Linked DNA regions of Homo sapiens: region 2 is linked to region 1. A link is an interaction called in ENCODE POLR2A ChIA-PET data of the cell type or tissue named here. Cell type or tissue: HCT116. All regions are shown on one strand. Each heading gives the region's core, and the rest is flanking DNA. Links, peaks and the distances in the headings are about the cores only.

The links. ChIA-PET counts read pairs that join two places held together with the same protein. Peaks named below come from ENCODE experiments on the same cell type or tissue, not always from the same donor. Only the 100,000 strongest peaks of a DNase experiment are listed, where the experiment ranks them.
Region 2: POLR2A ChIA-PET joins it to region 1 with 7 read pairs; 2 of 35 experiments call an interaction of 5 or more read pairs at or near these places.

The regions. Positions count from the first base shown.
Region 1 is chr11:34,884,310-34,889,810 of GRCh38, reverse strand. APIP (APAF1 interacting protein) reads left to right here. Exons shown (of 7, transcript NM_015957.4): 4 at 942-1,059; 5 at 1,383-1,518. Among named protein-coding and RNA genes, the nearest start is that of APIP, 29 kb to the left of the region's middle. In HCT116, for the core only: no CTCF peak of the experiment used is centred there; no DNase peak of the experiment used is centred there.
Region 2 is chr11:34,628,568-34,634,068 of GRCh38, reverse strand. All of the region lies in intron 1 of EHF (ETS homologous factor), which reads right to left. Among named protein-coding and RNA genes, the nearest start is that of EHF, 10 kb to the right of the region's middle. In HCT116, for the core only: no CTCF peak of the experiment used is centred there; no DNase peak of the experiment used is centred there; H3K4me3 peaks cover 1,218 bases; H3K27ac peaks cover 1,895 bases.

The DNA.
Region 1 (5,501 bases), core at 1,638-4,137:
ATGTCCTTTGCAGCAACATGAGTGGAGCTGGAAACCATTATCCTAAGTGAATTAATGCAGGAACAGAAAAATCAAATACCGCATGTTCTCACTTACAGTGGGAGCTAAACATTGAGTACATACAGTCACAAAGAAGGGAGCAATACACACTGGGACCTACTGGAGGGTGGAGGGTGGGAGGAAAGTGAGGATGGAAAAACTGCTGTCAGTTACTATGCTTATTACATGGGTGACAAAATAATCTGTACACCAGACTCTTGTAACATGCAATTTACCTATGTAACAAACCTCCACATGTACCCCTGGACCTAAAATAAAAGTTAAAAAAAAAAAGAAAAACCTGTAGATCTACATAATTTCTTAAGCTTTAAGAAGAATATACCTTATTGAGATTAACCTTTCTGAGTACCATCTAAATTTCTCAAGGGTTAGAAAAATTACTCAAAATTTTGCTTTTATCTAACAAAATGTGGGGAAAAAAATTTTAACACCCATCTTTGGAATGTCGATTTCTTTATATAGACTTTCTGAAATACAGTTGTGAAATTATAGGGCAAAGTTGAGAAGCTAAATTGTTGAAATGACAGCAGTAACATCATTACATAAATAGTAATTTTCCATATCATTTTTTGTCTTCAAATTTTTTTTAATTTTTGGGATTTGTATTAAACTTCTGAGAATATTTTTACTAGTAGAAATCACTGTTTTATTTCTCAAAATTGCTAAATTATTTTGAGAAACTATAATTATATATTTAAAATGTAAGTTAAATATATGCATATATTAGCACTCTATGTATATGTATACTAAATATACACACAAGTATGTATACTATAGATAAACTTTCTTGTATTCTTATGTATATGTACACAAGAAAAGGAACATTTCTAATTGATATTTTACAAGCCTTCTTTTTTTCTTTTTTTCCCCTCTATAAATAGCCTGAAGACATGTTTGTTTGTGATATAAATGAAAAGGACATAAGTGGACCTTCGCCATCGAAGAAGCTAAAAAAAAGCCAGTGTACTCCTCTTTTCATGAATGCTTACACAATGAGAGGTATGCAGAAAATATATTCAACATAAAGAATATTTGCAGAGTAGGCTCCTCTAAATAATGGTAATTATTATTTCAGTTAACATTTCTTGGATACCCACCATGTGCAAGAACTTGAAGTGCATGAACTTACTCAGTTCTCACATCAACCTATGAGGAAGGTCCATTATTCCACTTACCCTCCTGCCTACTACCAACTTATTCCATGCCAGGAAAAATAAGCCCATAACCATATGTAAATATAAGTATAACTATATGGACTTTTTTTCTTTAAAAGCTATAATTCAGTCTTCATTGAGCATGCGGCTTTCTTCTTCCTCCTTCAGGAGCAGGTGCAGTGATTCATACCCACTCTAAAGCTGCTGTGATGGCCACACTTCTCTTTCCAGGACGGGAGTTTAAAATTACACATCAAGAGATGATAAAAGGAATAAAGAAATGTACTTCCGGAGGGTATTATAGGTATTTTTTTTTCCTTTTTCTTAAATAATTTGAAAAGAATTCTTCCTTCTCTTTGATAAATAGAATACTGATCATTTTATGCATATAATGAGATGTCGTGGGATCTGTGTTAAATAATACTCCATTTAATATTACACTTCTAGACCTATTCTCATGACACGAATGGGATGTCTTCCCTCCTCTCCCGCCCCTACCCCAGCCATGGTAAATTATTAGTAATATGAATAATGAAATGTTTGTTTAAACTGAAAAAAATCTTGACTGAGATCTCTATCATGATGGAAAGATTATGTTCCTGTATTGAGGCAGCCAAAGATATCTTCAACTTCACTTTGTCTTCAGAAATTTGACCAGTGACTACAGTTTATACTTCATGGTGATTTAATTTAGTATTTCTGGAATATTTTCATATTTATGTAAGTTTTTTTAATAAAGTAGATCTCTATATTTTTAGAATTTTTCAGTGTTTAAGGTGAAATGGATAGTAAGTATAGATTACCATTCTAGATCAGTTTAAATAAATTCATCAGTCCACAAAAGTGTAGTAATTCTTCATAATTCTAGAATATAACGGCAGGAAGAAACATGTTCTCAGTGTTCAGGGACAAGCTAAGCATTTCATTTGAGTTTATTAGCATTCTCATTCCTGAACCTTCACTCTTAATTTCCTAAAGGGCTTGATTCTACCTTGCCTTGTTTAGAGGAAAACGGTGCCAGTTTTACTAAAGTGTTATTACCACAATATCATATTCTTACTGCATGTAATGGAATGTGCATGTTTAAACTAGTGCACTGAGAAATTGATTTGATTTCAGTTAATATTTATTGTGTGCTTAAAGCATTCCTCAGGACTGTGAAACACCTGTTTACAAAAGTTAAATATTTAAATTAAGAGAAGTGTACATACTGAGGAAAGTAGAGCCCCAGATTGCCTCTTCCATATCTGGGGCTGAAGGAGAGGCCTTATGGGTACTATCAGTTTCATATGAATGTTATTGTTTTGGTGAGGAAATAAAAATAGGTCAGAAGAATCAGTTTTTCTGAAAAGAGTTTGGAAAAAGTAAGGTAGAGGAACAGGGCATAAGAGAGAGTCTTTGCAATTTTGTGGAGAGGCCAAGCATGGTGGCCCTTTGCAATTCTGTTGGAGTCTAGCTGGGAAATGAGTAATAGAGTCATTAACACAGCTCAGGAGGCAGTGTTATTTTATCTGAATTTGAAGAGAATCCTGAGTCTAATCAAAAGAAAGGCAATGAAAGCTGGATGAGGTAAGAAAGGATGGAGTTTAAAATTCTCTACTGTATTTTTTTAAGTTTATCTTTTATATAAAGAACAGCTTTAAAATACAGTCACTTGTCACTGTGGATGGGGATATGTTCTGCGAAATGTGTCACTAGGTGATTTCATCATTGTGTGAACAGCAGAGTGCATACACAAACCTAAATGGTATAGCCTACTGCACACCCAGGGTATATGGTATAGCCTAATGCTCCTAGGCTACAAGCCTGCATAGCAGGTTACTGTACAAAGTACTGTAGGCAATTGCAACACAATGGTAGGTATTTGTGTATCTAAACATAGAAAAGGTTTGGTAAAAAAAAAATATGATGTAAAAGGTAAAAAGTGGCACACCTGTCTAAGGCCCTGACCATGAACGGAGCTTGCAGAACTGGAAGTTGTTCTGGGTGAATAAGTGAGTGAGTGGTGAGTAAATGTGAAGGCCTAGGACATTACACTACTATAGACTTTATAAGCATTGTATGTTTAGGCTACACGAAATTTATTGAAAACATTTCTTAATAATAACCTCAGCTTACTGTAACTTTTTTAGTTTATCAAGCTTTTACTTTTTTTTTTTAACTTTTGGACTCTTGTAATAGTACCTTAAAACACACATTGTACAGCTATACAAAAATATTTTCTTTATATCTTTATTCTATAAGCTTTTTTCTATTTTAATTTTTTTTAACTTTTTAAATTTTTTTTGTTAAAATCTGAGACACAAACACATATATTAGCCTAGGAGTACACAGGGTCAGGGTCATCAATATCACTGCCTTCCACCTCCACACCTTGTCTCAGTGGAAGGTCTTCAGGGGCAAGTAACATGCATGGAGCTGTCATCTCCTGTGATAACTAACAGTGCCTTCTTCCGGAATACCTCCTGAAGGACCTGCCCGAGGCTGCTTTACAGTTAACTTTTTAAAAACCATATAAGTAGAAGGAGTACACCCTAAAATAGTGTTTTAAAATTATAGAGTAATAAATACATAAACTACTAACATAGTCATTATCATCACGTATTACATACTGTAATAATTGTATGTGCTGTACTTTTATACAGCTAGCAGCACAGTAGGTTTGTTTACACCAGCATCACCACAGACATTTGCATAATATGTTGTGCTGTGACCCTATGACAGCTATGCGGTCATTAGGCGATAGGAGTTGTTGAGAGCCAAAAAGGCCAAAGGGATCGTGATCAACTCAGCATTCCACTGGAGGCTATATGATCAAACAGCAAACTGTTTATCATGAATGCAGGATGTGAGCAAACTCACACTGCGCCTGCCACCAAAAGGTTTGCTGAGGGACATCACTCCCTGGCACCGGGCTCCTTGAAGTTATCCATTGAGAAATCTAGAGCCTATTGTTCAAAGGATGCAGTCTTGCAAGCCTGCTGTGAACCAAAGTGGCCGACTGACAATTGCCCGACAATTGCCCCCCATTTCTCGTTATCTCTTTTACCAATAAATACGGAGGGCTGTGTACAGCTCGGGGCCCTTGTCCACTAGAGGCAAGGTGCCCCCGACCTCTTCTTCCAAACGTACTCTCTTGTTTTTATCTTTTATTCCCACGTTCGCCCCCTTTGTTCAGTCCACCAGGTCTGTGCAGGTATAATGGAGTTTTTCAGCTCCATTATAATCTTATAGGACCACCATCATATCTGTGGTCTGACATTGATGTATATGTATATACCTATATATGTGTATATATATACCTTTATATGTATAGTTATATGTATATATATACACCTATATATGTATAGTTATATATACATGTATAACTATACATATATAATATACATATATAGTTATATAGGTATATATATACATATATAGTTATACATGTATACCTATACATATATAGGTATACATTATATAGGTATATATAATATATATAATATACATGTATACTATGTATACATATATTATAGTTGTATAATGTATACATATACATAACTTTATATTATAATTGTACTCCCTTTCAGAAGCAATGTCTCTATGGTACAGTGAAAACAATACTCTTTGAGGGTCAAAGGGCTATCCTGGCTCTCTTTCTCATTTAACTTGTCTGGATCAGTGTCATGTTTGTAAAGTGGGAGGACTGGCTTGAATTCGCTTTCAGTTCTTACTTTGCTGTGAAATTATTTTGCTCCTGAAAATATTTCTGACTATTGAGTGCATGCTAGAGAAAAATATGTTTATGGTTCTCTCGGCCAATATTAGGAAAGATTTGAGACTAGCAATTCATTCCTTCAATATTTAAGGATACTTTTTTCTTTTTTTTTTGAGACTAAGTCTGGCTCTGTCGCCAAGGCTAGAGTGTAGTGTCTCGATCTTGTCTTATGCAACCTCCGCCTCCCAGGCTCAAGCCATTCTCTCACCTCAGTCTTCCGAGTAGGTGGGACTACAGGCATGCACCACCATACCTGGCTGATTTTTGTATTTTTTGTACAGATGGGGTTTCACCATGTTGGCCAGGCTGGTTTTAAATTCATGAGCTCAAACAGTCCATCTGCCTTGGCTTCCCAAAGTGCTGGGATTATAGCTATGAGCCAATGCACCTAGCCATAGTTAAGGATAGTCTATAATTACCTCTGTTTTACTTAAGTGAAGTGATGGGCAACTCTATACTCTTAATGATAATGGTTGGCCAAGTTATCAGTCACATGATGACTACTTAGTCTGTGCTTGCCCTACAGT
Region 2 (5,501 bases), core at 1,610-4,109, 260 kb after region 1:
TAATTTCATAGCCTTATAATGTGTTTTGAAACAGACATTTTTCACGTTCCCAGGGGCAACATCTGAGGTATTATTGCTGGGGTTTCAAGGGTTTTCATGACCAATAATGCAGCACTGGGAGGCCAAGTCTGGATCCATTATAGGTACACTTTATTGACTGTAAGCCATTTGGAAATATACATAGTATGCTGATCTTTATCAGTCTTGGTGTCAGACCCAGGCTAGGCAGCACATACTGACAGTGGCAGGCACTCAAGTTGATCAAAAGACAAGCTTGCCTAAGATGACCCCCAGGGCCTTTATCAAACCCATCAGATATGATTAAGAATAGGGCAAGCTTCAGATTGTAAAACATCACAGAGGCTTTTGAGGCCTCAAAAGAAACTTTGACTCTCCTCTTCTTCCAAACATTTACATCCTCCTGGTTTTGCTTGTTTTCTGTGGGCCTCTGTGGACAACCTATCACTGTATTATTTGCCAACTTGAAATAAAATAGGTCCTAATGCTCAGTACCCCCATGTTGTTAGAGTCAACAATGTTTGGCTACTGAAACCCCAGATCTCTAAACTAAAATCTGCATTTCTGAGAACCTCCCTTAACGAAGTCTTGAACACTCTCGCCATTGAGATTTTCTGGTCTATATAGACTTACCCACTTGCCTCCCTTCCCTTTCCCACCACAAGATGATCAACTCCAGGAGATACCAGCCTTGAAAGAAATGTCCATAAATGCAAGCAAGTCCTTATAAAGTTAGAGACAAAAGATTCAATGTAGAGAATTCAACCTCTAATCCATCTGCAGATAACCTACTATTATATTATTTGCCAACTTGAGGGAATTGCTTAGTTCTATTAATACCAAATGGTCAAATTCAACAATAATTGGATACTCAAAAGTATGAGTTCTGAAGTCCGAACAGACAAATCTGGCCCCAGAATATAGCGCTTGCAGAGGATCTCTCTGATGGTTACTTGCATCAGGAGCATCTCAAGGCTGGCCAAGCCACCCTAACCCCATCCCACCTCCATCTCAGTCCTTCAAAAGATTACTTAATTACCCTGGACTTAAGCCCTCATACAGAAGACAATTAGTCTCTCAGCTTTCAGCAGAAAGAAACTATTACCAAGAAATGCTTATCCGGCCATTACAATATTGTCTCAGACCCTCTGTAATTCATACATATTTACCAAGTGTCTACTAGATGCTGGGCACTTTGCTAGGTGCTGGCGATACAATAGTTAACAAAACATAGACGCTGCCCTACCCTGATGGACTATTCACAAGGACACGGCTTCCAAAATAATAGTGGCTCCTTCCAAAGTCATCTGAGCTCATTCCCCACCTCCTGTTGTGAATGGAATGGGGCAAGAGCAGAGAGAGCCGGGCAACCCTCTCTGGCATTTGAGAATGACCAACCTTGAAAAGAATTTCAGCTAGGCTTAAAAGCAGGACCAATCCTCTTCTCTCCGGCAACCCCATGCCCTTGCCTTCACAGAAAACTCTGACTAGGACGTGGAGTTGGCAGAGAGGATAATGCTTCTGAGTTTCACAAAGCAGCCTGAGCCAAAACCAATCTCCACTCAGGGCAGAATAAAGCAGTGGGTTGTCTGGATGGCTGAATGTCTCTCTCTGAGACAATGGTGTGTTTATGTGTAGGAGGGTCAGGAGCAGGTTGTTAACATAAAACCCACCGTAAACAGAGCTGTTAATTCAGTTGCTGGCAGGGGCTTCTGTTATCTTCTGAATACCTCCCAGAGGGTATAAGCCCTACCTTTTCATTTGAGTTGGCAGCAGAGTTATTTTTTTGCACCTGTTGCTCTGCTCCGATAACAACGCAGTTAAGCATTGATTTGTAGGAAAATAAACAGAAAAAAGCAAAGAAAGGCATCTGCCCAAACAGCCTGAGCTGGTTTGACTGAGTGTTCATGCCAATTTGTTTTTCCTATAAAAACCAAAGAAAAACCTGCGTTTTCAGTTTGGATGCTACATTTTCACTCCCTCAATATAAAAGGGGGTATCAAATAGGCCAGAGGGAGATGGCAAGGCTGAGAAGCCAGAAGACGTTGTACTTTTCCATTGGCTGGTTCTGTGAGGGCACTCAGGGGTGTCCATGGTCTGCAAAGTGACATGGCCAGCCTCCAGCCAGCCCAGGTTCAGATCATGAATCAGATTAACAAGGGCAGAGAAAAGACTGCTGGGATACGATCGAAACCAAAACCACACTCTTCTAAATGGTTGACTTCCAAAAGTCAATACAGTTTAGGGAGTAGGTGTAGTCTCTAGGTTACCTCCTAAAGTGGAGGCTCAGTGTACCCAGATCTCAGTCAAGCCTCTCCCCCAGACATCCTACATCCAGCCCTGGGCAAAAAGCATAATTTGAAAACCCCTGGTTCCCGGACCACAGTTTTCCCATCGCATAAATGAGGCTAGCCACACCTACCTCAAAATCGGGCTGTGTAGACCCACTCATCTCCTGCCAAGAGATTTGAGGCCTCAGGTCCCAGGTGGAAAGGGCCTGAGATGTCCTAGATGTGATTTCTGTCCTAATCCAAGCATCATCACATGCTCACTTCTCATTAATTTGTCAATGTCACATGATAAGCTAAGTCCAAAAAGGGCCACAAGGAGCTAAACAAATCGCCCAAATGGAGATCATGAACAACATTAATTAAGCAATGGCATCAGCACTCAGCCTTCAGCACACACAGTCAGAGGGAGCTTTTGAATATCTCTTTTTGGCCGGGCGCAGTGGCTCATGCTTTTAATCCCAGCACTTTGGGAGTCCGAGGCGGGCATATCACTTGAGGTCAGGAGTTCAAGACCAATGTAGTTAATATGGTGAAACCCCGTCTCTACTAAAAATATACAAATTAGCCAGGCATGGTGGCATGTGCCTGTAGTCCCAGCTACTTGGGAGGCTGAGGCAGGAGAATCACTTGAACCCAGGAGGTGGAGGTTGCAGTGAGCCATGACTGTGCCACTGCACACCCAGCCTGGGCAACCAAGTAAGACTCCATCTCAAAAATAAAAATAAAAATAAAATAATATAATATCTCTTTTTAAGCTTTGTAGAAGAAAGCACAGTCAAGGCAACATGCAACATTTCCCCAGACAAACACCTTGCCCCAGTGTTCTCCGGGCCGTTGGGGGTTCATTACTACCAGACCACTGGCTTCATGGGGGAGGGGGGCTTATGGCAGTGGGGCCTCAGAAATGTTGCCTCTCCAGGAGCATTAAGAACTGGGTGTTCCGACAGGGGAGGGATATGGCTGACTGAGCGTTCCCAGGCATTCTTGTTATGAGCAGCGTAGGGAGTGGAGTGCTTAGAACCAAATCGGGCAGCAGAAAAATAAAAGATTTAACAACACCCTTAGTTGACTGATAAATAAGACCAACTGTGCAGGAATGTAGGAAGGGTGGAGGACGGTAAGGGGTGGGGATTGGAGCCAGGGAGGGGTCAGGATGAACTAGGACAATGGATTTGACCATTTCAAGAGTCAAGTTTCCTCCTAGGAAAAGACCAAGATGTTCAAGTCAAGGAAAGAGCAACAGCCCCCATCTCAGAATCTTGAAGATTATATAATTAGAAAACAACAACAAAAACTATGACAGTGATAATAGTTCATATTTGTTGAGGGTTTAAATTGTGCTAGAAATAGAACTAGTCATTACATGAATTACCTCATTTAATCCTCACAATAACCCTGAATGTTAGTACTAATATAAGCACCATTTTACAGAGAGAGGTTAAGCAACTTTTCTAAAGACACAAAGCTAGCAAATGGACTGGATATATTATAATAAGTGTACTTGGGAAGGGGTGGGGAAAGCAACATAGTTCTTTTGAAATTACTTGAAAATGGATCCTTGTGTTTCTAAAGAGAAGGAGGATGTCTGTTAGGACGTTATACTTTTAATTTCAAAGTTGAGATCCTTTAAGCACGATTCCCACAACTTTTTCCACCAAATATAAACAGGAGACATATTGATCATCCTTGTACCCTAATATGGAAGCTCCCTTTCAGTGCAAATCAGTCTGGATGCTACAGAAACACAGTTCACAGCCACTCAAACCCATCTATCAGAACTTCAGTCTGGCTTCCTGTTAGAGGCCCCAGATTGACTCAGGGGTTAGGACTGGCTGTCTGAAGCCACCTCAGACTTATTAACCATGATAAAAGAGCAGTAATAACAGCAAGAAAAAAAAAACCTTGGGAAATGAAGGGTGAATTATGGCTCTTTTGGAAGAGCACCTGATGTCTCAGCCATCACAGATTGGTCCTGATGACAGGCTTGCTTGTGTTATGAACATCACTGACTGACCAGAGAAAGACCATGAATATGTTATTGGGGGAGCCTGAATTCCATCCCTCAGGCAAAGAAATCGAGGAAAAGTCTTCCCCTCTTCCACCATCACTACGTCCACATCCCTGTTTTGAATTTTGGAACAGTCTATAAAAACTTAGCCCTAAAACACCAACAGAACTTCATGAGAATTATTTCATTAGCATCCTTGCAGCTTAAGAAGCAAATAACATCTGAATTTTCTCACAAATTAGACGACCTCTCCTTTAGAAGAAGTAAAGTTTCCTTTTATAGAGATAATCATTCAATAGCAGGAAAGCTGAGTTTGTTTTTAGAGCCTTCCTATGAGAACACTAGACTCGTGGCACACCAGGTCTCATTTTTCCTTCCAGAACAGACTTTATTCTGTTTCTCCTGGCTCACTGGTTTACGTAGCAAGCCCTCTGTAAAATAAAATCATGAAAAACCCACCAGTATTGCCAGCAACTCCCTACCAGAAAGGTTTTTCAAGGGATTAAATCCCTTTCAGCCAATTATTCAGCCATCTTTCCAGTTGTTTGGAGGAAAGCTTTGGAGCTCAAACAAAACTGGAAAACTCACTAACTCAAAAACGACATCCTCCCTCCTCAACAGGCCATAGCTTTCCACCAGAGGTTGCGTAGCTGAGCCTGATGAAAATGAGGAGAGGGCTCTCCGCAGCAGCTTCCCAGACTCCCAGTCTCAGGAGTTGTCATACATTCCATTTCACCATAACCAGAGGCAGGACCAGCTACATCATTTGCAGAGCTCAGTGTAAAAGGAACATGCAGGGCCCTTTGTTCAAAACTTACGAAGAATTTTAAGATGGCAACAGCAGAGCCTTAAACCAAACATGGAACCTTTCTAAGCATGGGGCCCCGTGGAACTGCACAGGTTGCACACTCGTGACATCAGCCATCTCCAAAGGGTCAGTCCCCACTTTTGCCTTCACCTGTACCCATGTTTCATTACCGTGGGTGGGCAGGGGATCTCTTCTGTCTTTGTTCCATGCACTACCTCCTGAGGTCATTGGGAGGATTAAACTAAACATGACATTGAACAGGACTGTAACCACCTGGCTTACAGCAGGCACTCAACAAATTACCATTATCATTCTTATTATCATCTTCATTATGCCAAAGTCCCTTCACAACTCCAAGGCTACCCATAGGCAGGAA